Linked DNA regions of Homo sapiens: region 1 is linked to region 2. Evidence: chromatin loops called from intact Hi-C (ENCODE). Cell type or tissue: ovary. All regions are shown on one strand. Each heading gives the region's core, and the rest is flanking DNA. Links, peaks and the distances in the headings are about the cores only.

Region 1 (5,381 bases), core at 78-5,077, 62 kb before region 2:
ACTCCTGGGCTCAACAAATCCTCCCTCCTCAGCCTCCCAAGTCACTGTGACTACAGGTGTGCACCACCACATGCAGGTGCCAGCTATTGTTAATTCTTTTCTCACAATGTCTCTTGAATTCAATACTTAATACATGGTATAATTTTAATCATGGTTCTTATTTTATTTTATTTCATTTCATTTTATGTTTTGAGACAGGGTCTCATTCTGTTGCCCAGGCTGGAGTGCAATGGCACAATCTCGGCTCACTGAAACCTCTGCCTCCTAGGTTCAAGCGATTCTCCTACCTCAGCCTCCCAAGTAGCTGGGATTACAAGTGCCCACCACCACGCCCAGCTAATTTTTGTATTTTTAGTACAGACAGCATTTCACCATGTTGGCCAGGCTGGTCTCGAACTCCTGACTTCAAGTGATCCACCTGCCTCAGCCTCTCAAAGTACTGGGATTACAGGAATAAGCCACTGTGCCCGGCCTATTTATTTTTTTGAGACAGGGTCTCACTCTGTCATCCAGGCTGGAGTGCAGTGGCATGATTGCAGCTCGCTGCAGCCTTGACCCCTGGGCTCAAGCGATCCTCCCATCTCATCCTCCGAAGTAGCTGAAACTACAAGTGCATGCCACCACACCTGGCTAATGTTCGTTTTTTCTGTAGAGACAGGGTTTTGCCATGTTGCCCAGGCTCATCTCGAACTGTCTGCCTTAGCCTGCCAAAGTATTGAGATTACAGATGTGAGCCACTTGATCATAGTTATAATTTTTATTGCTGATTTCCCCAACTCCAGTCTCTGTCATATTAGTTAGTGCTCAATATACTTGTGATTATGTTATTTTGCTACTCAGAAACTTTCAATAGTTCTTCATTGCCTTCGGAGCAAAACACAAATTCATGAGCCTGGTGTTCAAAGTATCTTCACGGTAGAGGTCCTATATATCTAGAATTATCTGTATGAACTCTCCACTGTGGTCAACTTAATCTACTTGCCACTCCCCAAACACACCTCTGCCACTCTCTCTCTCTGGAATTCTTCCCACCTTGTCAAAATGCTACCCATCTTATAAAGCCTATGTCAAATATTTGTGTATATTTTATGGTCTCTATTGGATTGTGTGTTCCCTGAAGACAAACAGAGTATCTTTCACATTTGTGTGTTCCATGGGCACCTTGCCCATGGTAGGGGAAGGGGAAAAATTAGCATTTACTGAACACCTCCCGTGTGCCAGAGATAGTGGAAATTGCTTTACATATGCTATCTCATTAAACCCTGAGAGCAACTCTATTCAATAGGGATTATTATTCTAATTCATTGATCATAAAACTGAGGTTCAATGGCGTGATTTTTCCAAGGTCACAAAGCTAGTTATTGCTAGAGTCAAAATTTGAAACTGAGAGCTATCTAACAATAAATACATTTGAGGAAGGAAGAAGCAAATAATTATGCTCACAAAGGATAAATCACAAAAGAAATACAAATGGCTAAAAAACACATTGAAAAATTCAGCCTCACTCATCAGCTTTCAAACAGTAATGTTTTTTACCAATCAAAAGTTATTAAATATACTGGCCAGGCATGGTGGCTCACACCCTGTAATCACGCCTCAGATGGATGGATCATTTGAGGTCAGGAGTTCAAGACCAGCTTGGCCAACATGGCGAGACCCTGTCTCAACTAAAAATACAAAAATTAGCCAGGCATGGTGAAGTGCACCTGTAATCCCAGCTACTTGGGGGTCTGAGGTAGGAGAATCGCTTGAACTGGTAGGCGGAGGTTGCAGTGAGCTGAGATCAAGCCACTGCACTCTAGCCTAGGTGACAGAGTGAGACTCCCTCTTATTAATATGCAATAATATGTTGGCAAGTGTTGGGGAACAGGGACATTTTGCACTATTGGTAGAAGCAAAAATTGGATCATCTCTGGAAGGCAATATGACCTTTAAAAATGTGCAGAGCCTTTGACCTAATTAACTCCACTTCTAGAAATGTAACCTGAGGAAGCAGCAAGAGATGCATAAAAGCATTTATAATTAATTTATAATTAAGGATGTTTATCTTGGCATGGAAAACCAGAAACAAGCTAAATATCCAACAAGCGGTGTTTACTAAATACACTGTGCTCACACTTATCATAGAACCCAGTATAGCAATAAAAAAATTATAAAAAGATACTTCATGACATGGGAATGTGCTCATAATGTATTAAGTAAAAACATAAACCAGGTGGCAAAGCAGCATTGCAACATGATGCAATATATTTAGAAAATTATGAATATAAAATGACTCAAAGGATATATTCTAAAATGTCTAATAGTGTTTATTTCTAGAGGTGGGTTTTATTTGCATTTTGCTTATTGATATTTTCAAACTTTCCACACTGAGTGTATATTACTTTTTAAAAATTGGGGCCTGGAGCAGTGGCTCATACCTATAATCCCAGCACTTTGGGAGGCTGACAAAAATTAGCCAGGCATGGTGGTGCGTGCCTGTAGTCCCAGCTACTCAGGAGGCTGAGGCAGGAGAATCGCTTGAACCTAGGAGGCAGAGGTTGCAGTGAGCCGAGATTGCACCACTGCACTCCAGCCTGGTGACAGAGTGAGACTCTGTCTCAAAAATAAAAAAAAAAAAAAAAAAAAAAAAATTGGAGCCAGGGCATGGCCAGGGGGAGGGGGAAGAATGTGTTGATATTAACTATGCTTCCTAGGATCAGAACAATCAAAACACATCAGATATGAGGCCTTCCGAAGGGAGTGTCATCCACTGCCCAGCACCTGCCACACCACACCCTTGGGCTGGGCAAACTTCTGGAACAGTGGGAAGTGCGGGGGCGAGAGCGCCTCACCTCAGTCTCCAGTTCTGTTGCTTGTCAGAAAAGCACCCAAGGGCCCGTTAGGAGGCATCATGGTGGTGCCTAGCTGATGGCCAAGGCCCCAAGAGAGGCTTCAGTGTAGGAAGCCATTGTAACTTAAAGCTGAGGAAGAAACACAGGTGCAGATTCCAGAGGAGTTCACATATTCACCTCCTAGAATGCTATATGGTTTGTGGTCAACCTCACCGCCTGAGGAGCAGAGCAGGCTTGAGGCCAAGTGAGAACACAGCCTGGGAGTGAGTCATGGGAGATGGGAAAAAAAGCGTAGCAACCAACAGAGACTTAAGCTGAAACCAAGTGTAGGAGTTGACAGAAATGAGGGTGGAGATACAGACTTGCAAGGACTGACTTTGAAAAAGAACCTGTTTTTCCAACCAGGGACCTGGATGTTTTTAAGGTCAGATTGCCTTCTAGAGTAGATCTAATTTTTGCTTTTACCAAAAGCAGGAATTTTTTAGGTCTTATGTAGCCCCTAGCTCACACAAAACCATTGGTGGTTGTTTTTTTAAAAACAAACAAATTTTGATTATAAAGAAAATGCTCAAATGAACAATATGCATATGATTCAGCCCTCATGGAAACTTTTTAATACCTGCAAAGCCCCTGACTTCATTCTTCACATCTGTCTTTCAAGGTAGACTAGCAATGGCATGGTCTCCATCTGGCAGATTAAAAACAAAAACAAAAACAAACAAACAAAAAACCTGAGAAATTAAAATCACGTTTCCATAGCTTGACCATGTTGAAAGGTGATACCACAAGAGTCTACCTCACTGGTTGATTTATTGCTCAAAAGCAGTTCTCAATCCCCAATTCTTTTTTTTTTTTTTTTTTTTTTTTGAGACGGAGTCTGGCTCTGTTGCCCAGGCTGGAGTGCAGTGGCGTGATCTCAGCTTACTCCAACCTCCGCCTCATGGGTTCAAGCAATTCTCCTGCCTCAGCCTCCCAAGTACCTGGGATTACAGGTGCACACCCCCACGCCTGGCTAAATTTTGTATTTTTAGTAGAGACGGGATTTCACCATGTTGGCCAGGCTGGTCTCGAACTCCTGACCTCAAGAGATTCACCTGCCTCGGCCTCCCAAAGTGCTGGGATTACAGGCATGAGTCACCACGCCCGGCCCCCAATTCTGTGAAATTCCATATGACAATATTTTTTTCTGGGAAGGCCAAAGCTGTGATTTGGTAGAAGGAGTGGAGGACTCGCAGCTGGAAGAGCTGCCAACCACTTCACTTTCCAAAGTATTGCAAACCATGAAAGTGTGAGTTCTAACTCCACATTTCAGAGAGCTGATTAACCTCCTGAGCTGTGGTCTCCTTGTATGTAAAGTGCAGTTCACACCTCCAACAAATATCTGCTGAGCACCTACTGTATGTCGGACATTGTGCTAGGCACTAGCAACACAACTATGAGCCCTTCCTGACCCTCAGGGATTGGTAAACTACGGCCAGGGACTGTCTCTGCACCCAACAAGTTAAAAATGTTTTTCATATTTTTGGATTTGTGAAAAAAATCAAAAAGAATGTTTTGTAATTTGTGAAAATGTATATAAAATTCCAGTGTCAGAGTCCATAAATCATCTGTTATTTGAATACAGTCACATTCGTTAGTCTATGCATTGTCAATGGCTGCTTCCAGACCACAGTGGCAGAGCTGAGCAGTTGTAACAGAGACCATATGGCCCCCAAGGCCAAAAGTACTTACTATCTGGCTCTTTACAGAAAAAAAAATTTTTAAAATTGGCTGACCCTTGGACCAAAGGAAAAAAAACAAGGTAATTGCAGATTCAGAAAAGTTCTATGACATTTAAAAGGTAGGGACCGGGTGCGGTGGTTCATGCCTGTAATCCTAGCACTTTGGGAGGCCGGGATGGGCGGATCACTTAAGGCCAGGAGTTCGAGACCAGCCCGGACAACATGGTGAAACTCCGTCTCTACTAAAAATATAAAAATTAGCCAGGCATGGTGGCACGTGCCTGTAGTCCCAGCTACTTGGGAGGCTGAGACAGGTGAATCGCTTGGACCCGGGAAGTGGAGGCTGCAGTGAGCTGAGATTGCACCACTGCACTTCAGCCTGGGCAACAGAGTGAGACTCCGTTTCAAAAGACAAAAAAGAAAAGAAAAGAAATTTAAAAGGTTGGGGGGCGGGTGGAATTTTTCAAGGCTGTTATGAAGGTGGCAATTAAAGCGCCTAGAGAGGACACTCTGTTAACTTCCACAACTGGAGTATTTGCAGGTCCTACTGGCCCAACCTGGTACCAACCAGTTGAAAATAATGGGTGTGTCCAGAACGTCACTGGTTCCTGACCTCCGATCCCACTCAAGTCCTGCGGATGCTCTGCGCTGCGCTCTCAGGCTGCCCTCTGGGGATACACCTGTGTGCACGCCAAGGGTGCTGCTTCCACTACACCAGTGGTGTAGGTGCCAACATGGAGTTACACCTCTGCTGCCCTCACACTCACAGAGATGCTTTGCTGCACAGCGGGGTGAGGACAATGACCCTCTCCTCCACTCAGTATCC
Region 2 (5,381 bases), core at 261-5,260:
ACAGACTGCTGGGCTCCATGTCCAGGGTTTCTAATTCAGCAGGTCTGGGGTGGGGCCTGAAAATTTGCCTTTCTACCAACCTCCCAGGTGATGCTTATGCTGTTGGTTCCAGGACCATACGTTGAAGACCACTTACTCTACATTTTGGAGAAAGAAACTAGGAGTTTTCAAAAGCTATAGATTATCATTAAAAAGCCAAATTGAAAGATATTCTCCCTCAACAGCTAATTATAATGGAGGCTAAAAGGAAGCATAAAATATCACTAAATAGGCATCAGATAATCTATGACATCATACTTGATTACAGTACTGGTCCTCATCACCAGTGCATGGTGTTCAGTTTATCGTTTGTGAGTGTGGTGGTCGTTTCTAATTTTGTTTTTAATTTATAGAGAACTTTGGCATCCAGTATAATATGAGGGCACTTGAATGACCCATTGTTCCAAAACCATCTCCTGTTTTGAGAGAAATTTCCAGCATCAGAGTCACAAAGTTAGTGACGCTGTGTCTAGATCTACATAGGGAACTAAACAGGGAACCCAGAGTACCTTCTGGCCTTCTCTCATTGAACTTGGAAGCATTAATTAAATTAGTTGTCAACACTTTGGTGCTGAGACAGTGAGAAGCAAAGCACCACGGGAGAACCATGGCTAAAATCAGCCTCAAGAAGAAAATGAGACCGGGGAAGCAGCTTGAAGATTTGGGTCTTAGGGCTGGGCGTGGTGGCTCACGCCTGTAATCCCAGCACTCTGGGAGGCCGAGGTGGGCTGATCACCTGATGTCAGGAGTTTGAAACCAGCCTGGCCAACATGTTGAAACCCTGTCTCTACTAAAAACACAAAAATTAGCTGGGTGTGGTGGCTCATGCCTGTAACCCTAGCTACTTGGGAGGCTGAGGCAGGAGAATCACTTGAGCTTGGGAGGCAGAGGTTGCAGTCAACCAAGATCGCACCACCACCAAAGTGAAACTCTGTTTCAAAAAAAAAAAAAAAAAGATTTGGGGTCTTAGGTGGCTGTCCAAGGACAAAACAGGGAGGGAAATACTGACATAAGGTTACGGGCGGTATCAGGGCACCTGCTTTCAGGTACCGCCATCTCGATTATCAGAGGGGTTACAAGATGCAAAAGTGAGAGCAAAACAGGTCCTGACTGCTCCAAAGGGAAATCAGCAGAGTCATTAATGACTTGGCTCCTGACCAGCCCCGTGTGCCCTGTTTAATTCACAAGAGCCTCTCCTCCCTTATGCACTGTCCCAGTTCTCTTCCCGTACCCAGGAAGGCATGCTTTCTGTGTAGGTCATTGCACAAGGAGACTGGGTCACTTATTTCTGGGAGGATGTGGTGCAGGTCCATGGAGGGGAAGATCAACAGCTCAAGCTCAGAGAGAAATATGTACCCTGAAATTCGAGATGCCTCGTGCTAATTCCCATGGAGACTGGTGTCAGGTAACTGAGGACAAGACCGTAAACACAGTCGCATCTGTCTGACCCTGTTCTGCAGGCAGCATCTAGGGGATTCTCTCTCCCTGGGGCAGCCTCCTTGGGCATAGCAGCCAGCTCTTGGTATAGAAACCTCACCTGGAAAGGAATATTTCCATTGTGCAGGCTCAAAAGAGGCTTCACAGTGAGCTCAGGGCCTTCCTGGACAGTGATGTCCTCAAATTGGGGGGACTGATGAAAGTGTTGGGAAGCAGGATGGGTAACGTTAGGGTGCTCAAACCCAGAAGGCTGAAGGTTACGCCAAGAAAGGCTTTTGAACATATCAAAGAAACTGATTTTTGTAGCCTTCTGCCCATGAGCCAGGCTCTTTGCCTGTGTTGTTTTATCCTCACTACAACCATGTGAAGGTGCAGAAATAGGCTCAGAACTAAGTCACTTGCCCGAGGTCATCCAGCAGATAGTGACAGAGCCAGGGATCCATTTGACTCAGAGCCCATGCTCCGTCCATCCCACCATGTAGCCCTCTAAAGGGGAACAGCAATAGGATCTGTAATTCAGGAGGAAAAGGTGATATTCAGGTATTCTCTATTTCTGCAGCATGAGAGCTTTAGGTTAGATGCAAGTGGGGATTGTTCAAAACAAAAATGGATTGTCTCAGGAAGTTAAAGAACTCCCTTTAGGGGATGATTCGGGAGCATGACCCTGCCCTGAAGTGGAAGAATGCAAAGTGAAGGAGGGCCCTCCGCCATCTAGGGGCAGCCCGGAGGAAAACGCATGGATGTGGGGCCCGCACGTGGTTCTGGGGAGTCACAGGACAGGGAGAGCTGCTAAAGCCCCCCAACCCCACCAAACACACACACACAATCCAAAAGACTAACTGAAAATGTGGGGCCTTTTTTTAAACTTTCTTACTCAAAGGAATGAAGCTGTAGTTTACACCAGGTGTCAGATGGCTGTTTTTGGCTGTTAGACTTGTCTGCCCCTTCCCCGGGACACCCTTCCTCGCCCAAGATAAATGTTGTTGCTTATTCAGACTGCTTGGAGGAGGAGAAAGCCAAATATTTGTACCCAGGAGACTTTTTTTTTTTTTTTTGAGACAGTCTCGCTCTATTGCCCAGGCTGGAGTGCAGTGGTGCAATCTCAGCTCACTGCAACCTCCGCCTCCCAGGTTCAAGCAATTCTCCTGCCTCAGCCTCCAGAGTAGCTGGGACTACAGGCACACACCACCACACCCGGCTAATTTTTGTATTTTTAGTAGAGACAGGGTTTCACTATATTGGCCATGGCTGGTCTAAAATTCCTGACCCCACATGATCCACCATAGTCGGCCTCCAAAGTGCTGGGATTAACAGGTGTGAGCCGTCACATCCAGCCCAGACCTTCTCAGCAGAAGTCCATCCAACCCTAGGGGTTTGCACCCCGTGGGCCCTGCCAGGAGGGAGGCAGCTGTATGTTCCCATCTGTGGAGGGCTGGTGTGTCCTGCCACAGAGTCAGGGGTCCTCAGATCATGGGTGCCAGCCAAGAGTGGAATGATTAGGAGCAAAAGCAAATCTAAACCCTGATAGTCTCGTGGACTTCAGCATCCACAGGTGTCCCCATCTGCAAGCAGTTCACCACCAGAAATGAGCTCCCTGGGGAGGGGCTCTGTGTGTAATTGGCTCCTCTGAGAGGCTCCCTGCCCCCAGCAACTGCGGGCAATCTCACTTCCTAGGAGCAGAGAGCTTTGCTCCCCAGTCTGGGTGAACAGTGTCAGTTGCTCAGGGGATATCCTCTTTGACCACCTTGCCTACCCAGTGTCCCAGACACCCTCAGGTGTTCCTATTCACCTCCCCTACAACGCTGTCTTTGCATTCAGCCATCTCTGTTTTCCCCAAGCGTCTAAATCCTTTTCATTCTTCAAGGACTAACTGGAAGACACTTCCTCCCTGAAGCCTCCCAGGCTACCCAGCCCATGAAGATCTCTCTTTCCTGTGAATTTTTCACCTGTCTATACTGCTCATTTGGCCTTCTCTGAGACCTCAATTCTCCTAACCATTAGGTGCCTTGACTTTTTAGCTGTATCTCTGTACAGATGATTTCGCTTTTTTAAATATTTCCCCCAGCACAGAGCACACTCAGTCCAGTGAGCACAGCAGACATTCTGATTACCGGGCTGCCTGAGTATGAATTATGGACAAACTTCTTTAAAAAAATTTTTTAGTGGGCCTACATTATATCCTCTCAGACACAAATGTCCCAGCCTTCACAGGGTCTATCTGTTCATAGAGAGGAAAAAAATAAAACAGAAAACGGAAAGCATTCATAATGCCACCATCCAGAGTCAACCTGTGCATGCTAGGATATATCCTTCTGCGTGCATATGTGTGTGTGTGTGTGTGTGTGTGTAAACAGCCTCATTGAGATTATCATTCACACATATCATACAATTTGATAGCCACGTGGAAAACATCAAATTAGATCCATTCCTCACATTAGGCACCAGGGTAAAAGCTTTTGGATTAAGCACCAAATGGATCAAAATCTAAATGTAAAAATGAAATCATACAAATAATCCAAAAAAAAAAGAGTGGAATACTTTAAATGTAGAAAAGACAAAATCTTTTCTAATTATAACTCATAAAATCCCTAACTCATAAAAGTAATAAAATATTAACAAATTTGGTTCTGTAGCATTATAAAAACATTCTAAGTAAAATATCCAAGTAAAATCAAAAGGCAAATGAAACCTGGGAGAAAGAATTGCAAATTGTATCACAGACAGTTAAGGTTAGTTAACAGTTAAGGTTAATGAATTGTCAATATCCTTAACAATTAAAGAACTTCTCAGAAGAAAAATCCTAATAACCTGATAGAAAAATGGGCAAAATATGAACAGACATTTCACAGAAAAAGTAAAGCAAATGAAACTAATGAAAATATGTTTACTATTATTTTCCTAATAACAGAATTGCAAACTTAAAATACTGTATACTATGGTACCATTTCTTATCTTTCAGATAGGCAAAAGTCCAAAAGTTGGACAATATAGTTTATTGGTGAGGCTTTGGGGAAACTTGTCCCCTGTTGCTGATGGGAATTCAAAATCATACAATCTCTGTGGAGAAGGATTTTGTAATATCTGGCAAAATTACATGTGCTCTTTCCCTTTGATCCAGCAACCGCAGTTCTAGGAGTCTATTGCAAACATAAATACCAGAAATGTGAAGTGGCATATGCTCCAGTTATTCATTGCAGCGCTATTTATAATAGCAAAAACTGAAAACAACCCAAATGTCCATCAGTAGGCCACTGGTTGAATTCATTAAGGAGTATGCACACAGTGAATTGCTGTGCAGCAATAAAAGGAAGGAGGATAGATGGCCTCCAGAGTATAGTGGTAAGTAAGAAATACAAGGTCAGAAGAGTAAATACAGTATGCTAGCTTTTTTTGTTAGAAAGGGAGGAGGGGCCTGGCGCGGTGGCTCATGCCTGTAATCCCAGCACTTTGGGAGGCTGAGGCAGGCAGATCACCTAAGGTCAGGTGTTTGAGACCAGCCTGGCCAACAAGGCGAAACCCCATCTCTACTAAAAATACAAAAATTAGACAGGCATGGTGGCAGGCACCTGTAGTCCCAGCTACTCAGGAGGCTGAGGCAGGAGAATCACTTGAACCCAGGAGGAGGAGGTTGCAGTGAGCTGAGATGGCGCCACTGCACTCCAGCCTGGGCAACAGAACAAGACTCTGTCTCAAAAAAAAAAAAAAAAAAAAAAAAGCCACTCATGGTGGCTCACGCCTGTAATCCCAGCACTTTGGGAGGCCAAGGCAGGCAGATCACAAGGTCAGGAGTTTGAGACCACTAGGGCCAATATGATGAAACCGCATCTGTACTAAAAATACAAAAATTAGCCAGGCATGGTGGCAGGCACCTGCAGTCCCAGCTACTGGGAAGGCTGAGGCAGAAG

What was found. Hi-C counts contacts between places; a loop is a spot of excess contacts. Peaks named below come from ENCODE experiments on the same cell type or tissue, not always from the same donor. Only the 100,000 strongest peaks of a DNase experiment are listed, where the experiment ranks them.
Region 1: it touches region 2 in a loop (2.3-fold over the local background); 6 of 110 quality-filtered maps call a loop at or near these places.

The regions. Positions count from the first base shown.
Region 1 is chr2:38,459,450-38,464,830 of GRCh38, forward strand. The region is part of intron 4 of LINC02613 (long intergenic non-protein coding RNA 2613); the gene reads right to left. Among named protein-coding and RNA genes, the nearest start is that of LINC01883, 31 kb to the left of the region's middle. In ovary, for the core only: no CTCF peak of the experiment used is centred there; a DNase peak (open chromatin) is centred at 3,071.
Region 2 is chr2:38,521,731-38,527,111 of GRCh38, forward strand. No RefSeq gene overlaps it. Among named protein-coding and RNA genes, the nearest start is that of LINC02613, 8.7 kb to the left of the region's middle. In ovary, for the core only: a CTCF peak has its summit at 2,214 (motif pointing left); no DNase peak of the experiment used is centred there; H3K27ac peaks cover 1,892 bases.